2 separate regions of the Homo sapiens genome follow, and region 1 is linked to region 2. A link is a contact called in ENCODE Hi-C or POLR2A ChIA-PET data. All regions are on one chromosome and are shown on one strand. Each heading gives the region's core, a stretch centred on a gene start or an enhancer-like site at or near the end of the contact. The rest is flanking DNA. Distances are from core to core; before and after follow the strand shown.

Evidence for each region. A loop is a pair of places that touch in the nucleus more often than their neighbours do. ChIA-PET counts read pairs that join two places held with the same protein, here RNA polymerase II (POLR2A). Pooled maps may share reads with other maps.
Region 1: a loop to region 2 is called in a pooled map, with 4 times the contacts of the local background. The contact joins the promoter of MTRF1L here to the enhancer-like site in region 2. A Hi-C loop is called at or near these places in 1 of 168 maps with a recorded cell type or tissue (CD8-positive, alpha-beta T cell), 1 of 37 single-sample maps with no recorded cell type and 10 of 50 pooled maps. POLR2A ChIA-PET finds 5 or more read pairs at or near these places in 1 of 52 experiments (activated T-cell).

Annotation. Positions count from the first base shown.
Region 1 is chr6:153,000,559-153,004,461 of GRCh38, forward strand. It overlaps MTRF1L (mitochondrial translation release factor 1 like), which reads right to left and starts at 2,151. Exons shown (of 7, transcript NM_019041.7): 1 at 1,869-2,151. The coding sequence starts at 2,127. RGS17 (regulator of G protein signaling 17) reads right to left here. Exons shown (of 5, transcript NM_012419.5): 5 at 3,901-3,903. RefSeq lists silencers at 1,899-1,958, 1,969-2,078 and enhancers at 2,308-3,308, 2,399-2,508.
Region 2 is chr6:152,169,724-152,173,915 of GRCh38, forward strand. All of the region lies in intron 130 of SYNE1 (spectrin repeat containing nuclear envelope protein 1), which reads right to left. Among named protein-coding and RNA genes, the nearest start is that of SYNE1-AS1, 210 kb to the right of the region's middle. RefSeq lists a silencer at 1,398-1,598. Within about 2 kb of position 1,533, at least 6 of the 41 ENCODE cell types and tissues checked have a DNase peak (open chromatin) inside an H3K27ac peak, as active enhancers do; they include CD8-positive, alpha-beta T cell, where a contact is called at or near this core.

The sequences.
Region 1 (3,903 bases), core at 901-3,400, 830 kb after region 2:
TGCCTTCCCCTTTGCCTATAAAGATGTTTATGGTTTCCCATTCTAAATGGGTCCTTTTCTTTTCAACCCTTTAAGTAGCTGCTTATTGTCACCCCTCTTTTCCCACCCAGATTTCTGGAGATAAAATGCCATTTTTATAACTTTTCTCCTGTTAACTCTAATTTACCTCTCAAGCTGTTACACTGGATTCTATAATCATATCAAGACCATTTTTATTCAAGTTACCAATGACAAAATTGCCAAATCTAAAGACTTATTTCAGTGTGAGCTGAAAAGGTTGTTTTACCTTTCTATGTCAGGTACTACGGATTTTTTTTTTTTTTTTTTTTTTTTGAGGCAGGGTCTTGCGCTGTCACCCAGGCTGGAATGCAGTGGCACCATCTTGGCTCACTGCAACCTCCACCTCCCGGGTTCAAGCGATTCTCCCACCTCAGCCTCTCAAGTAGCTGGGACCACAGGCACGCACCACCATGCCCAGCTAATTTTGCATTGTTTGTAGAGACAGGGTTTTGCCATGTTACCCAGGCTGGTCTCGAACTCCTGGGCTCAAGTGATCGGCCCACCTGAGCCTCTCAAAGTGCTGGAATTAGAGGCGTGAGCCACCACGCCTGGCCAAGGATCTCTTACTTCTTGAAATTTTCTATTGGCTTCTACAGCTTCATTTATTTATCTACTTCAGGGTCACAAAGCTCTGGCTGTTTTTTTCTTGACCTTTTATAGCCTTCTTCTCTGCCTGCTCCTCAAATACTGTGTATTTCTGGCCTTGTTAGACTTGTTTCTATCTTAACACATTTTCCCTGAGTGTTCTCATCTACTTCTAAGGTTTAATTTACCACGTACTGTATATCTCGAGAGCTCTCATATGATTATTTGGGCTCAATTTTTCTCCTATGTCAGTAATTTTTTCTCCTAGACTAGTACAGATATCTTTATTGGAATTCCTTTTCACAGGTATTTTTAACTTAATATGGCATTCAATGCAAAACTCATCTTTTTAAAAAATTCGGTCCAACTTTTATACTTTCATCTTAATTAACAGTACCACTCGTGCTGAAGCCAGAAACCTAAGACTTTTCTTAGAACTAACTCTCTCCCTCATCCTTCTCAGGGCATAAGCCACTAAATCCTAACTTGTTTCTCAAAATGTTTTGTGAGTCAGAACTATGCCTATCACCATTTCTTCTTTGGATTGTTTCAACTGCCTCCTCCCTGGCCTGTCAGCCACCAGCGTTTCTGGAGAATACTCCAATTTATCCTCAGCGCATGCCACCATTAACTTTTCTTTACAAAGACGTGAATTCTCTGCTTAAAAACATTTGCTAACTTTCCATGGTCTATAAAAAATAAATCCAAATTCTTTGTCTTGCAAGGTTCTTAACTATTTTTCTGGCTTCATGTTTCTATGACATCATCTCCCACCTATTCTATACTTAGGCCATACTGAATTTCCCAATTTAGTACCTTTACCCACGTATAGGTCTGAGATTCTGAGTCCTAAGTCTGCTATTAACAAGCACTGCCCTGATACTACTGCAAATGGGTCTCCACACCACACTTTGAGAAACACCGCTGTGGAGCCCATCACAGGGACAGTGCCTTATTTATCCTTGCTGAGCTAATGAGCTCTTGCCCGAGTCCACAACTAATAAGCATGTAAAAGGCGGCAGAGCGCCGTGGCAAAGGAGCACAAGAGAGCCCACAGGAGAGGATGGGATCACAGCACGTAATGATGTCCTGACCTCTGATCCAAAATAAAAACGGCTGCAAGTGAGTAAAGAGTTTCAAACTCGGGTAGTGTGGGCAGTGGAAAAGTCAAACGAAGAGTCAAGAATGTGCTCTGACGCCTCTCCCCCGGGCCCGACCCTTACCGTGCAGCAAGTGCTCAGTCTCCCGCAGCTCCCGCTCCTTCTCGTTCAGCAGTTTGATCACCGCCAGCAACTCGGGCCTCCTGACCTTCAAATGGGCTTCAGACCCCGCCTGGCGCTCGAGGAAGGTCCGCAAGGGCCCGCCCCGGGTGAACAGCTCCTCCAGCGGCGGGCTACCGGAGCTCAGGGGCCGGCGGGCTGGGCCAACGGCCCGGCGGGGCCAGAGCCACCGGGCAGCGCCCCACAGAACCCGGGACCGCATCCTTAGTCCGAGATCGCGGACCCTGACCGGAACCGGAAGTTCCGGACACAGCAGCCCTCGCGACAACACCCAGAATTTGGAGATAAGGGTGAGAGCGCACCAAGCCCCGCCCAGCGCAAGCGTTGCTTTTTAAAGGATTTTCCGGAAGCCTTGGCGGGAACTTCCTGCCAAGCGTGAGAACGCTGCGAACTTCCCGGAGGCCAAAAGTTGAGGGGGCTGAGCGGAGCGTGATTGGGGAGGGGCGGGCCTGGGAGACCTTGGGCGCCTCCTCTGAAAGCCTCTTGGTAGGTATCCGGTTGATGGGTGACGTGTTTGGCCGGAAAGGGAGAGCAGCAGATTGCCCCTCTGTTTTCTGATAGTGAGGATTTCTTTCCCATGCACTGAGTCGGGGCCTCCAGAGCCGCAGTGCAGGGCAGTCGAGGGTCCGCTGCAGGGCGGAGGTCACAGCCGCGCAAGTCGTCAGTCTCCGGTGCAGGGCTGCCGCTGAGTCTTCAAGAGCGAGTTTTATTATGGACAGGCGTGTGTTTATTCCTCCTCCTTTTTTCCTGCTTATGTTTCTCTTGTCCACGGTGGGTGAGGTTCGTGGTAATAAGGACTTGATAAGTGTATTATGAGATAACCACTGAATGAATTTGCACAATAGACGTGCGTGCCCTTCATCTGCCGCGTCATTTACTTGCTTTCAAAGGACTTTATTATTCACCTGCCCATTCATTTTCACTTAGTCCCACTTATCGTCAGCTTTTTAAAGAGGTGGAGTGATTCCGTGTTACAGCAACCTACAGCCCAACAAAGCCTTCAGATATCTGCCTCCAGGAGTCCAACCCTCATCCCTTTCCAAAGAACTGGTAGCGGATAGGTGCCAGCAATACCGACATTTATTGGCACAATGCTTTGCACTTTTCAAAAGACCTGTTCACAGCTCAACGGAGAAATAAATATGAGGGAATAAACACAACCAAGACAGTCCTGGGAATGCAAGGGCTAAACGCTCAATCTGAGAACTGCCACTACCTAACTGGTTTGGGCAGCGTCTACTAAGTGGTATTTCACTGTTGAGAGAGGTGATATATTAGAAGTACGAAACTTCTAATTTATTCATAAAAAATAAAATGGTAAAAAATGGGAACCCTTATCAAGGTTAAAATATCCTTAGGTCATCTAATCGAAACTGTTAAGTATAAACATTCTTAGAAAATAACGTTTGCATTGCCTCTCTCTTTTCATCTCTTAGCACGATAACAAATGCAGAGTGAGTGGAAGAATGAAATGACTCTTCAAACATCAGGAAGCAAAAATAGTTTTTTGCTACTTAAAGGCTCCACCTAATTATCTCAGTTCTTTTCACTTTGTGTATTCAAGCTACACAACTTTATACAATCGTTCTGCTGTTGAAACCCATTTTATTTTAATCCTGATCTGAGGATAGAACAGGACTGATCAGGATGTTTTTATCTCTATTAGAACAATTGTTTCCCAAGTCTGAACTTAACTTTGAATTTATCTTAACCATGGAAATGGTGAGAATCACTTGAACTCAACATGGTATATCTCTCAGTTGAGTTCTCAGAACATAAGTCATTTCAACAATATATTTTATTATTTATAAAAGGTGAAACATTTTAATAATTAAAACCTTATAGAACAATGTAAAGAATCTAGCCAGAATTTTATTTTCCCCCAAGTGCATAAGCAATTTAAGTAACACATAGAAGTGTACCTTTTATTCCTATAGTGTTATATACCAATGAGGAAACAGTAACTTTCTAAGGATAC
Region 2 (4,192 bases), core at 283-2,782:
CAGGAGGCTGAGGCTGCAGTGAGCCATTACTGCACCAGTGCACTACAGCCTGGGTGACAGCGCAAACCCAATCTCAAAAAAAAAAATAAAAAATTAAAGAAAACTGCATTTTATATAAGAAATAAATTCTAGAAAACATAGTACTTAAAGATATTGTACTGTGAATTCTTTTATAAAACAATCATTCTTCTTATATTAATGTATTTTTAGTAATCAGAAATGAAAATATTTTAAACTTTGATTAAAGAAATATATTGGTTATGAATCTACCACTATAGGCAACTTTGTTTTTTTCTTGATTATGACTAACATTTTAAAAAACCTGAAGTCTTCAAAACATTTTATTGTCATAATTTCCTTAGTTTAATTTCTTTTACCTTATTTAGTTTACCTCATGGAGTTAAAAAATTTGAAATTTTTTTCATGCTTATTATTGTTAGCATAATATATGTATTCCAATGAACTAAATATGAGACAAGGCAAAGCTCTAAAGATACAATTATTCAAAGAGCAAAAATGGCAATGTTCATTGATACAGAAAATCCTAGATAAGTTGTGGTATATTTATACTATGGAATACTCTGCAGGTTTCTAAAAGAATGAGACTGGCATAGACATTGTTTTATAGTAAACACAGTCCTTTCCCTTGCATTTTCTCATTGGAGATGTGGCAGTTAGTTTCATTAACACTTTGAAAATGAGCAACTTGAGGCTCAGAGAAGTTACTCAGTAAGACCTGGGCCACACAGCAGGAACCAGGTGGACTAAACTCAGGCCTCTTGATTAGTTCTGTGCTGTTTCTGTGCTCATCGCATCAATGCATTCCTGATCCTTACCAGGCACCTTCCGACTCAAACACCCTTAGGTAATACCAGCCGTGAATTCCAAGAATTTCATTTCCTTTGACCTCCAACGTGGGTAGAACACCCTTTAAACTGAAAGTCCTCCTGAGGGCAGCTGCTAGGAACTTCACAAAGCCTTGCTTGCACTGCATATGTGTTTTACCTCCACAGCCTTTGAACTCCCTCTGGGATGAGAGCTGACCTCTATTGAACATATTCTATGCTTAGCGGTTGATATGGTTTAGCTGTGTCACTACCCAAATCTCATCTTGACTTGTAGCTCCCACAATTCCTATGCGTTGTGGAAGGGACCCGATGGGAGATAATTGAGTCATGGGGGTGGTTTCCCCCAGACTGTTCTTGTGGTAGCGAATAAATCTCATGAGATCTGATGATTTTATAAGGGGTTTCCCCTTTTGCCTGGCTTTCATTCTCTCCTGTCTGCCACCATGTAAGATGTGCCTTTCGCCTTCCACCATAATTGTGAGGCCTCCCCAGCCATGTGGAACTGTGAGTCCATTAAACATGTTTTTCTTTATAAATCACCCAGTCTCGAGTTGTCTTTATCAGCAGCATGAAAATGGACTAATACAGTGGTAAACCACTAATCATTCTTCTGAGCTAGCTACTATTATGATTCTCATTTTATACATGTGGTAACCGAGGTGCTGAGAAGATAAGCAAGTTGGTGAAGCAGAATCACGCTATGACTCAGGCAGCTGAAGCCCGAAGCCAATGCTTTGCTTTGTGTATGCTTTCATTTGTGTGCGTACGTTTTCCACCCTATGGTTTAGATTTGAGAAACTCAGCAAATACGGGAGTGACTGCTATGTGCAAAGAACAAGGTCAGGGGCTGGGACTACTATGGTGATCAAGGTTAGATACACTTACATTTTAGCAGAGAAAACAGGCTTAAAATGACTGATCACACAAGATTTCACATAGTTCAGGGAAATGCTATGAAGGAGAAGCCTACTGAGCCCGTAAGAAGAATCTGATCTAATCTGGAGAGAAGGAAAAACAGGAAGAACCAATCAGGAGCTGGCCAGGCCAGGGGCAGGCAGGAGAATGCCCAGGAAGAGAGAATAGAAAGGAAGAGGCCCTGCAGTGAGGAACGCTTGTGTACTTGCATTATGACACTTATTTGGTTAGGGACCATTTTCTTTCTCATCTTTATATCCCTAGAGCAGGCCACCTGTTTTGGTAAACAAAATTTTGTGGGAGCACTGCCATGGTTTTCTATTTACAGATTTTTCTATGGCTGCTTTCACTCTATAATAACACGCTAATAGCAACAGAGACTATTTGGCCCACAAAACTAAAAATATTTACTATCTGGTCCTCTACAGAAAACATTTGCCAACCTCTGCCCTATAGCAAGAAGCATAGTACTTCATATATAGTAGGCGTTCAATCATTTTAAAAAATTACTTGTTTTTACTCTACTTCTACAAAATGTTGAGGCAATTATAATAAATATAGAGATTAAAAACAACCAGTCACAAAAGGCCACATATTATATGACCTATGTATATGAACTATTCAGAACAGGTAAACATGTAGAAACAGAAAGTAGATTAGTAGTTTCCCAGGGCTGGGAGAAGTGGGGAAGGAAGAGGAGGGAAGAAAAGAGTGACGGCTAATGGGTAACTGTTTTTATTTGGGACTGACGAAAGTGTTTTAAAATTGATTGGAGTAATAGATGCATAGCTTTATAAATATACTAAAATCACTGAATTACATGCTTTAGATAGATGAGTTATACGGCATGTGGATTATATCCCCAAAAAAGCTGCTATTGAGAAAAACAAAAAGATAACAGCCAAATAACTAAAGGATGCTTTTGCCTTGGTGATGGGGATTTAGGTTTAGCCGAGAGAAAAAGAATTTTCTCTATTAGAAGGTCCAGTTACCCACTTCCCTGCCCCCAAATCATCACAACAGAGTGCGCAAGTTGAATTTGACCTTCCTAGATGCTAAGATGAGAAATGTTACTAATTCGTTGTCTGTGATAAGAAACATTGAAGAATTAATACTAAAAAGACAGATTTCCTTTTAGTCCTGAGCTCTAGAGAAATTGCTATGTGGATTTTCTGCACTGGATTCATTGACAAAACGAGAGCCAGTATTCTTAAAGGCAGTTTTACAGAAATTAGAGTGATGCGTCACCAATGACAGCTTCTTATGTTGACTTTTAAAAAAAGCCAAGGGCTCAGAGGTACTTTAATTATCTAGGCCACTGCTGAACAACAGAACTTTCTGAGATGATAAAAATGTTCTGCATTGTACAGGGTCCAATAAGGTAGCCACTAGCCTCATGGGGTTATTGACCACTTAAAATGTGGCCAGTGCAACTGACCATAATTAAAATTAAGGAGTAATTTAATTTTATTCCATTTCAGTTAATTTAAATATTCTGTAATTTAAATAGCCATCCGTAGCTAGTGACTGCTGTATTACATACAGCAGATCTAGAAAGTATGGAAAGGACACTAGAACATTATTCACTGAGTCCTAAAAGTAACTGAGCAACTTTTGTTGCCCTAAAAAATTGACAATGCTTGACAACACAATTTAAAAACTCAATGCAAAGCACATCTATTTTGTACTCAGAGTAATCTAAACTAATCTGATGGTGATGTCAAGTTGACTCTAAATTATGCGTTCTATTTTTATGTATGTAATAGATTTGTTATCAGTAAATCTTTTTCTTTTCTTTTTTGTTGCTTCTGTGATTGAATATTAAAGACACAGTTCATGTTTCTATTAGCTGAGATGTTCACCTAAAAATACTATCATCTTCAAAAATAACCTCTCCATTCCCACAAGAGCACCAATACAGGACAGAAATGTCGAAAGGCATACACTGGGTTATATTTTGCTTTAGTGCATCAGCGCTGGAAGAGGCAAGAGTGGTGAATGGACTGAATCATAGAAACCTAATACTTCAGCTGGCAGTTCACAGTTGAGGATGGGTGTGGGAAACATGCATCCAATCTGTGCACTAACGAAGCACCAATAAACAAGGAAATGCAATGCAGATGTGACAGCCGGGTGTCTTTCAGGAGAAGCTGCAAGGGTGACTGTGACTCTAACATGGTGTTAAACTCCAGGATGGCTCAATGATCAGTGCCTAATCTAGTCTAATTTGGAAGGAGGCAATTAGAAACAGGCAACATATATACAAAAATCTCCTGTGGAATTTTATCTGGGTATTCTGAGGCTTTATGTAAGAGGAAACAAAAATTAGTATTGTATAAGTGACTATAGTGAGAAGCATGTGTACCTTATAAACATGTAATTGATTCAAGTTTATTAATATGTCTTTTGGCAAAGTAAACAATTAATAT